Regions from separate parts of the Homo sapiens genome. Here region 2 is linked to region 1. A link is an interaction called in ENCODE POLR2A ChIA-PET data of the cell type or tissue named here. Cell type or tissue: K562. All regions are shown on one strand.

What was found. ChIA-PET counts read pairs that join two places held together with the same protein. Peaks named below come from ENCODE experiments on the same cell type or tissue, not always from the same donor. Only the 100,000 strongest peaks of a DNase experiment are listed, where the experiment ranks them.
Region 2: POLR2A ChIA-PET joins it to region 1 with 9 read pairs; 2 of 35 experiments call an interaction of 5 or more read pairs at or near these places.

What each region holds. Positions count from the first base shown.
Region 1 is chr15:45,660,804-45,665,803 of GRCh38, forward strand. SQOR (sulfide quinone oxidoreductase) reads left to right here. Exons shown (of 10, transcript NM_021199.4): 3 at 1,152-1,322. Among named protein-coding and RNA genes, the nearest start is that of SQOR, 28 kb to the left of the region's middle. In K562, a CTCF peak has its summit at 1,754; no DNase peak of the experiment used is centred here.
Region 2 is chr15:45,154,453-45,159,452 of GRCh38, forward strand. DUOX1 (dual oxidase 1) reads left to right here. Exons shown (of 34, transcript NM_175940.3): 28 at 1,350-1,477. Among named protein-coding and RNA genes, the nearest start is that of DUOX1, 27 kb to the left of the region's middle. In K562, no CTCF peak of the experiment used is centred here; a DNase peak (open chromatin) is centred at 2,799.

The DNA of each region.
Region 1 (5,000 bases):
TCCTGGTGTCCTCTTCACCTCTCTGTGGGTTTTGGCAGTGCTGGCCAGCTACTTTGAGGCATTTTGGCAATATTGAGAGCTCTTGGTCCCCAGTCTACTCTAAGTGGATTGGAATTCTTAGAGGCCATTAAACAAATCTGCCCTTTGCCCCTATGTCCAGAACTTTTACAACTAACTTAGATCAAGAATGGACTGTTGCTGGGCACAGTGGCTCAGGGCTGTAATCCCAGCACTTTGAGAGGCTGAGGAAGGCAGATCACCTGAGGTCAGGAGTTCAAGACCAACCTAGGCAACATGGTGAAATGCCATCTCTACTAAAAATGCAAAAATTAGCCAGGCATGGTGGCACATGCCTGTAGTCCCAGCTACTCAGGAGGCTGAGGCAGAAGAATCGCCTGAACCTGGGAGGTGGAGGTTGCAGTGAGCCGAGATCGTGCCACTGCACTCCAGCCTGGGTGATTGGGGTGATTGGGCGAGACTCTGTCTTAAAAAAAAAAAAAAAAAAAAAAAAGGACCATCTGAAGCAAGAAAACTCCAGAAGATAGTGAAAGTTTGGGTATGCATTGCATTGTGGAGTAGGATCTGGTACTTATTGTCTTTGGTGTAAAATCTCTGAGTCTCTGAGAAAGTAGAAGAAGGGCTGTTCAGGAAACACAGCCCTCACTGGGCTTGGGAAACACAGTTGGAAGTTAATGAAGTTTAGAGGACCTCTGGAAGGGGCTGTAAACTTTCCAGACTTACCACTGTCTCCACATGCTCCTGAGGAACCATATCTAGGCTGCTGGGCTTAATTTTTAAAATATTTGTTCACATGAAGTATCCATAATATGTGTGTAGATATGCACGTGCATATAACATGTACATATTAAACACCAAATCAACTTTCAGCAATACATAATGCAGTGGTCACTAAAGATAGTTTATAGCTTTTCTGATGATCTTGGAAGAATTCTTGTGTGGAGTGACTGTCCTTCAGAGCTTACCATAATAGGAGACGCCTAATAGACGGAGCTAACTTTGTGGAGACTTTTCCATACGATGCTCTAAAGGTCAGGAGGGAGTGATTGAAAGAATCTAGCCCATACTGTTAGCTATGACCCCTTTTGATCAGTGTCAAATTGCAATAAATCTTCAAATACTTTGTTTCTCAGAGACATTTCTACCAGCCAATCTGGACACTGGTGGGTGCTGGTGCCAAACAATTGTCCTCATCTGGTCGTCCCACGGCAAGTGTGATTCCATCTGGTGTAGAATGGATCAAAGCTAGAGTGACTGAGTTGAACCCAGACAAGAACTGCATTCACACAGATGACGACGAGAAGGTAACCACTGAGGCCTTTAGATTTTTTGTTAATCTGACAGCTTGTATTAATATGCAGCCATCTTAAACTGGATAGCCTTGTGTTGAAAGAGCGGTATATATGCATGTGTGTGCATGAACGTATGTGTGTTGAATACTACACAAGATGGCAGGGTATGTGGTAAGTGGAGGATAGATGGAAGGACTGAGTGATATTGAGTTAATAAACAACTAAGATAAGTATTTGTTGAACACCCACTGTGCACCCTATTGCTTAGTATACTATCTTGCACCTGAATGTTTATCAGACCATTTGTTTATACGTTGCTACATGTTAAAATAGCAAGCACCTTCCTCCTTCTCTTTTTCTGAAGCAATCAGATTTTCTACCGGTCGCCTAGCCTCCCAGAACAATAGGATGCTGGAAAATATCCATCCAGCCACCCTGGGGGGCGCTCTACCAGAACTGTAGGGGAATCCTGTGACTCTGAGGTTCATGCCAGCGCTAAGGAGAATTGTTGCTGGAGCTTGAGGCTCACAACTGCTCAGCACCTTTTAGAAGTCTCCCACCCTCACCACTCAGGGGTCAAAGCTTTTCAGCAGTGGCCGCCCCATGTTTGACTGAGGTGATAAGAGCAGGATGGTGGAAGGCCTGCTCAGAAGCCATCTGCAGCTTTCTTTTCCCCCACCTGCTGCTGAGCCCAGGGCAGGGGCAGGCAGTGCAGCCACCGTGCTCTGACCTGTTCCAGGCTCCTGTGGTTTTTGGACTCACAAGGTGTTATTGGTCTTAATCCTCTGCCCCTTCCCCCTTCAACTGGGACTCTGGCATTTTCACGGAATTGTAGAATCAGAGTTGGGTGAGGATCCTAAAACGTTTTCAAGTCCAACCCTTCCTCCAACAGAGATTCATCTGCTGAGGCATTATTTTTTTTGAGACAGAGTCTCACTTTGTCACCCAGGCTGGAGTGCAGTGGCACAATCTTGGCTCACTGCAACCTCTACCTCCTGGGTTCAAGCGATTCTCCCACCTCAGCCTCCCCAGTAGCTGGGACTACAGGTGCGCATCACCATGCCTGGATAATTTTTGTATTTTTTGGTAGTGACGGGGTTTTACCATGTTGGCCAGGCTGGCTCGAACTCTTGACCTCAAGTGATCCACCTGCCTCAGCCTCCCAAAGTGTTGGGATTATAGGGGTGAGCCATTGTGCCCGGCCTGCTGAGGCATTGTTAAGCTTTTTTTGGGTCATGGATCTTTCTGGGTACCAGATGAAAGCCCTCTCTAGAAAAATGCACCTATGTATCAGATTTTGCATTTGCTTTTAGGGAGTTCAGAGATTTTCTGTAGCTTTTCCCTGGACCCTGATCAAGAGTACCTGCTTTGGCTGAGCATGGTGGTTCACACCTGTAATCCCAACACCTTGGGAGGCTGAGGTAGGAAGATCACTTGAGCCCATGAGGTCAAGGCCAGCCTGGGCAACATAGTAAGACCCTGTCTCTACAAAAAAAATTAAGACATTAGCTAGGTGTGGTGGTGTGTGCTGTGGTTCCAGCTACTTGGGAGGCTAAGGTGGGAGGATCACTTGAGCCCAGGAGTTCAAGGCTGTGGTGAGCTGTGATTGCGCCACTGCACTCCGTCTTAGGTGACAGAGCTGTCTCCAAAAAATAAAAAAATAAAAAAAACACAAAAAGAAAAAAAGAGTACCTGCTGTATAGCATTTATGATCCTTGGCTTTCTGGCCTCCATTCATTCATTCTACAAATATTTATTAAGCATCTACTATAAGCCAGGTGCAGTTTTAGGCATTAAGGATATGTGTAGTGAACAAAAACAGACACAAATTCTTATTGAACTGGATATTATATTCTAGTCAGGGAGAACATACAATCAACATAGACATGATAAGTAAATTATATAGTATGTTAGAATGTGATGGTTATTCATGAAAAAAAATAGAGCTGATTTGGAGCTAATTGGTATTGGGGCACATGGAGGTGGGGGATTGAATTTAAAATAGGTTGGTATTTACATAGTCCATGGCCAAGGAGTTCTCTGATAAGTTAACTCTTCATCTTTTTAGACACGTGGGTTATATGAAAGTTCTGTCTTCACTGAGCCAGAATCCACCTTCCTGTAACTTTTTTTGTATTCTTTCTTGGACACCCAGGATGTTATTGTTTTTAATACACTTAATACCTTTCTTAATACTTTTATTCCTTGTTTTGTCCTGTTGTGTATGAGAGAAGAATGTCTTCTCTCTTTTCTGTGGAGAAACCCTTCAGCTATTTGAAGATGGCTCTTATGTTTTATGTAAATTTTCTCTAGGTATATGTGTCCCCCCCATCCTCATGTCCCTCAATTCTTCCTCACATTTCATGGTTTCCAGTCCCCCCAGCCCCCTCTTTATTCTGCTTTAAACACCATCTGGCTTGTTAGTGCCCCATGAAAGAGGTGCCTGGAAAGAAGGCAACTTTACAGAACAGCCCAGAATAGCGTGGAGCCATTCTCTCCCATGATCTCATGCTGCATAAGTTAGCATTTGCCTTTTTCGTGACAGTTACCACGGTGCTGATTCATGCTGGGCTTGAGGTCGGTGCAAATTGCTGGGCCCTTTTCACATGACCCACGATCAAGTCAGGCTTCCCCCATCCTGAAAAAGTATAGTTGTTATTGATTTTACCTAAAGGCAGAAATGAATATATATAAGCAAATACCTATATGCATATATATTTATTTTAATTAAAATTTTTATATATGGCTTTTGTCCTGTTACTAGTTCAGAACTTTCTTATTTTTCTCAATGTCTCCGGGAGACCAGACTGAATTACACTCAAGATTGTTCTCAATCACAAGGTTGAGCTTGGTGGCTCTCTTACCTTGCCAGTCTCCTGAACACAGGGCCAGGAGACCTCTCTCATATCACACACAGCATCTCTTTGGTACAGCAGGGCCTGCCTCATTGTTTGGACCCCTTCAAGCTACAGGAAGAGCTTTAGAGCCTTCGGTGGTTGGGTTCATGCTCATCTCAAGGACCATATACTTTACTCATCTCTTGGGAATGACAGGCACTACTAGGTGTTCTCACTGCTGAGTCCTACCTATTACTCCTAAGGTTAGACACTTAGGAAAGCTGTAGTGTCTTGTTTTAGGGCAGAGAAGTTGGTGCAATGTAGTGGGACTTTCTTCCAAGATTTTATGAAGCAAAACGACTTCATAGCCAGATATCAGAAATACACATGACATCTCATGTGAGAAATCATCCTGCTGGTTTTAATTCATCCTCCCAACACATCTGGGTCTTTTGGATTTATGACTCTGTCAATCCATTAGCAATTTTTCTATCTGTTATTCACAGGTGGTTTCATATAAGTTCAAAGTTTTAACTCTGTAACATGTCACTAGAGAGCTTTTTTAGATTGCACAAAATTAGTCAACATTTCTTTAGCAAATATTATTCAAGTGACCAAATCATTCCATTCTGTCTTTTTTTTTTTTTTTTGGAGACAGAGTCTCACTCTTTTGTCCAGGCTGGAGTGCAGTGGTGTGATCTTGGCTCACTGCAACCTCTGCCTCCCAGGTTCAAGTGATTCTCCTGCCTCAGCCTCCCGAGTAGCTGGGATTACAGGCATGTGCCACCACGCCCAGCTAATTTTTGTGTTTTTAGTAGAGACAGGGTTTTGCCATGTTGGCCAGGCTGGTCTC
Region 2 (5,000 bases), 510 kb before region 1:
CTAACTCCCTATAATCACCCATCTTAGAGCTATTAGCTGTGAATCTATTCAAATTCTCTTGAACCTATTTATATTTTCAGTCTGTTCCTTCCTTGGAGTAACATAATTTCTATACTGGCTCCTCTCTGTGAAACACAGCATGGTTTTTTTTTTTTTTTTAATCCTAAAATGATCTGCTTTGAACTTCAGAGGGTGCTTGCTAATTCCTGCACACTGAGATTTAGTGGATAAGGCTGTGTTTATGCTCTCCTCTCCTTTTAGGACTTTACAGGCTTTGGTTAGATCCCTTCTTAACCTTTACTTTTTTATACTTCAGGGCTCTAATCTTCTTAACTTCTGCCTCTCTTCCTTGATCACTTGAGGGAGCATTCTCTGTCCTCTCTGCCCTGCCCTGGCTCCAGTATTATCCCCCTGTATACCCATGGCCTGGATCCCCTGTGAGAGGAGGGGCCTCCCACCAACTCTGGGTTGTACTTGGGGACCCTAGTGATGAGCAGGGACAGTGTGGTCCTGGCCAGTCACTAACAGTGCCAGTGCTCATGCTGTGTGCTGTGGCAGCCAACAAAGAGTGGTGCAGGGACAAGGACCAAACCTTGACTCGATGAGAGTACAGCCTGTCATTTCCATTGTTTGGCCCAGAGGGCCCAGAGTGGACACCCTCTGCATCCATTCATTCAGCACACATTTATATAGGGCCCACGGTGTGCCAGGCCCTTGCACTAGGCACTAGGATTCAGTGGCAAACTAGCTTAGCCTGTTCCTCATTCTTGAGAACCCGAGAGTCAGGAAAGTGACAGACAAAAACCAAATAATGACATTGGTGAAAAATTGGCTGGGTGTGGTGGCTCATGCCTGTATTCCCAGCACTTTGGGAGGCCAAGGTGGGCGGATCACCTGAGGCCAGGAGTTCAAGACCAGCCTGGCCAACATGGCAGAACCCTGTCTCTACTAAAAATAAAAAAAATTAGCTGGGCATGATGGTGCATGCCTTTAGTTCCAGCTACTCAGGAGGCCGAGGCAGAAGAATCATTTGAACCTGGGAGGCAGAGGTTGCAGTGAGCCGAGATTGCACCAATGCACTCCAGGGAGCCTGGGTAACAGAGCAAGACTCCATCTCAAAAAAAAAAAAAAAAAAAATCATGGTGACAAGGGCTATGAAAAGTGAACAATGTCTGCTGAAATGAAAGGTACCTGTGATCAGTGGTGTTGGGGGAGAGGACCAGAGGAGAATGCTGGGACATTCTTACTCCAACTTGGGCAGTGGAGTGGAGAGGGGACCTTGGAAGCTCCAGAACAGTTCCCTTTCAAGGCACTGATCTTCTGCCTTCCACCCTATATTCATTTTGCAGGCCTCACGGGGGTTGTGCTGCTCCTGATCCTGGCCATCATGTATGTCTTTGCCTCCCACCACTTCCGCCGCCGCAGTTTCCGGGGCTTCTGGCTGACCCACCACCTCTACATCCTGCTCTATGTCCTGGTGAGGGCTTTTGGCTGTGAGCCAGGCCAGGAGGGTATGGGCAGGACATTTCCAGGGAGGCAAGGAGAGCTGGGACATTCATTCAATTTCTAGCTATTTGAAGCATCCTCTTCACTTCTCGACGTCCCTCTTTGAAGGTGGAGATGATAGTACAGGGCTCTCCATTAGGATGACCCCAATATGCAGCACTTGGAAGCTCGGCTCCCTGGCATGGGTTTTGCAGTAGCAGCCCTGCCAGACTGATCTCCATTCCTCGCAGACACCTCCACCCCACTTCTGCCCAGCTAGTCTTTCCCCACTTTGGGTGGCTGGTTTTGGCTCCTGGGTGGACTACCTGCACCCAAGAGAGCATCACCCTTTTTGAAGAAACTTATCTTAAATGGGTTCTGCCACTTTTGTTCTGATCCTATTTTTGGGGGCATTAGTCACACCTGCTAAGTGCCACCTGTACAGTATATAAGCTTGTTCAAAATGACTTCAGTTGGATTGTTGATCTAATGAATTTTTATTTTTTATTTTTTGAGACAGAGTCTCGCCCTGTCGCCCAGGCTGGAGTGCAATGGCATGATCTCAACTCACAGCAACCACCGCCTTCCGGGTTCAAGCAATTCTCCTGTCTCAGCCTCCTGAGTAGCTGGGACTACAGGCACGCACCACCATGCCTGGCTAATTTTTGTATCTTTAGTAGAGACAGGGTTTCACCATGTTGGCCAGGCTGGTCTCGAATTCCTGACCTCGTGATCCACCCACCTCGGCCTCCCAAAGTGCTGGGATTACAGGCGTGAGCCACCGCGCCAGGCCAATCAAATAGATTTTTAAGACTCTACCTATCCCCTTTCCTTCTCCTTAACCTTGGCTCCTGCCTCCCTCTCTCCATGTTGCCTCCCTTCTCATGTTCCCTTCACCCTCCCCTGGGTTTCTCATCGGCTGCCTAGCTGGTTAGTTCCCGAGCTGATTCTGTGTCCCTGTGTTGTGGCTCTGCTTGTCTGCCTTCCTCATGAGCAGAGGCAATTCCCTAAAGGGTACTCTGAGGGCCTCACTTAGAAGCTAAACCAAATCCCAAGGCTCCAGCTGTTCCCTGCAGCAGAACTGCATACAGGGCTCTCCTTTGTGCCGAGACAAAGAGAAACTGCACCATGGCCTCGGTCAGGTTGGCTCCTGCCATCTGACCTGCCTTCTCTCAGGTGCAGTTCTGTCCTCACTGACAGATAGGAGGGTCTGTTTCATCTTGCCTGTTGCTCAGCATTTCACAGTTCTGAAGATGACTACTTAGCCTTGGCTTAGGATGTTTCCTAGAACTGATGATATGCGTTTCCTAAGAAACATCTCTTTCTTTGGAAGCTATGACTAATTTACCCTCTCTCCTCCTCTTCCCAATAATGAGTGGAGCCCTAGCATTCTCGGCTACTGCTTCTGTTGGGGGTGGAAATGACGTTCTTGTTCCTGGTGATAAAGCAGCTACTTTGAACTAGATGAGAGATCCAGAAGAGTGGCCAGGCAGGCTCCCTAAGACCCAGAGCCCTTTCTGATTTGTCCTGGGGTGTAGGCATCACTAGGATTCCAAGCCACCCTTCCTGCCAGCAGGAAAGTCAGGGGTTCGAAAGGTGTGGCCGGGCACAGTGGCTCACATCTGTAATCCAGCACTTTGAGATGCCGAGGTGGGTGGATCACCTGAGGCCAGGAGCTCAAGACCAGCCTGGTCAACATGGCGAAACCTCGTCTCTACTAAAAATACAAAAATTAGCTGAGTGTGGTGACGCACACCTATAGTCCTAGCTACTCAGGAGGCTGAGGCATGAGAATCGCTTGAACCCAGGAGGTGAAGGTTGCAGTGAGCCGAGATCATGCCATTACACTCTACCCTGGGCAACAGATGGACAGCCTGTTTAAAAAAAAAAAAAGAAATAAAAAAGGAAAAAAGAAAGGTGGAGGCCTCTATGCTAGGCTATCCTCACCAGCAGTTTGGGACAATCTCATCTCAGGGAGATCAGGGCAAGAGCACCCTCTTTGTTCCCACTTGTCCCAGGCGTGACCACTTGACTTCAAGCAGAAAGATAAATTACAAGTAAAGGACCCCAGTATAGACTAGACCCTGGGGAAGGATGGCCAGGCTTCTGATCCAGGCAGAAGAGGGCAGGGCTAGCACATCAGAGGCTGAGCTGGCTGAGCCACCACCCCATCCCACCAGCCAACAAGGAATCTGCAGCAGCCTTGTGGTTTAAAAGGAAAGCCAGCACAAAATAGGGTGTAGAAACAGAGCAGCATGACGTCACCCTGCCATTGTACTCAGCCTGTTTGGATGCTCAGAAAGCCTTAGGGGTGGGTGTGGGCTCCACAATGAAACAGTGAACTTGGGGAAGAAAGAGCCAGTTCAAAGAAGAGCTCAGAGAGGTTTAAGTTAGTCTTGTAGGGAAAGGTTCAAGAATCTAGGAAGACTTAGCTGGGGGAAGGGAACGCCTGAATGGGGAACCAGAGTTCAGTTTAAAAGCTATCTGTTGGCCGAGTGCAGTGGCTCGCACCTGTAATCCCAGCATTTTGGGAGGCTGAGGCGGGTGGATTACCTGAGATCAGGAGTTGGAGACCAGTCTGGCCAACATGGTGAAACCCCGTCTCTACAAAAAAATTAGCCGGGAGTGGTGGCATGCGCCTCTAATCCCAGCTACTCGGGAGGCTGAGGCAGGGGAATTTTTTGAACCAGGGAGGTGGAGGTTGCATTGAGCCAAGATCACACCACTGCACTCCAGCCTGGGTGACAGCGAGACTTCCATCTCAAAAAAAAAAAAAAAAAAAAAAAAAAAAAGCAGCTATCTGTGTATCTGTGGAGGGTCTTTTATGTACTAGCTCTCTGTAGGGCCCAGCAGCAGAAGGGGAGACTCTAATCTCTTCCTTAGGAACTTAGGATTCGCTGTGACAAAAAGTGGCACATGCATGAAATGATCAAAATGAACACTTGATATAGGATTAATTGCTGAGCGGAGTGTTCCAAACAGTAAGTTATAGGAGTTCACTGAAGGGAGTTTCACTTGGGCTAAATTGGCTAGGGAAGACTTTGAGGAGAAGACTGGACTTGGGCCAAGGGTCTGGGGGAGGTAAGCTAAGCTTTGACAGGGCAGAGTGGAAACTGAAGAGCAATCCAGGTAAAAGGAAGGGCATGAGCACAGGCAGAGGTGGGAATGGTGATAGGATATTCAGGAGGCAGAGGGGACAGGGCTGGCTGCAGATGGCCATAGGGCATTAGGTGGTGGCAGGACATGCTGCTGGTGATCATGTGGCAGCTGCAGTTGAAACTGAGGGGCTGTGGCTCAGCTGAGAGGCCATGCCACATGGCGGAGCATAGAAAGAGATGAGCAGAGGGTGACAAAACCAGGCTTGGGCAACACCCATGACTGGGGGTGGCAGAAGGAATTAAGCCAGTGGAGGAGATGGAAAGCGAGTGGCCCAAAGTGGGAGAACCAGTAGAGCATTGTTGCAGAAGTGGCGAGAAGGAGGTGGTCACTAGTGCCTCAGGCTTCTAAGAGTAGGA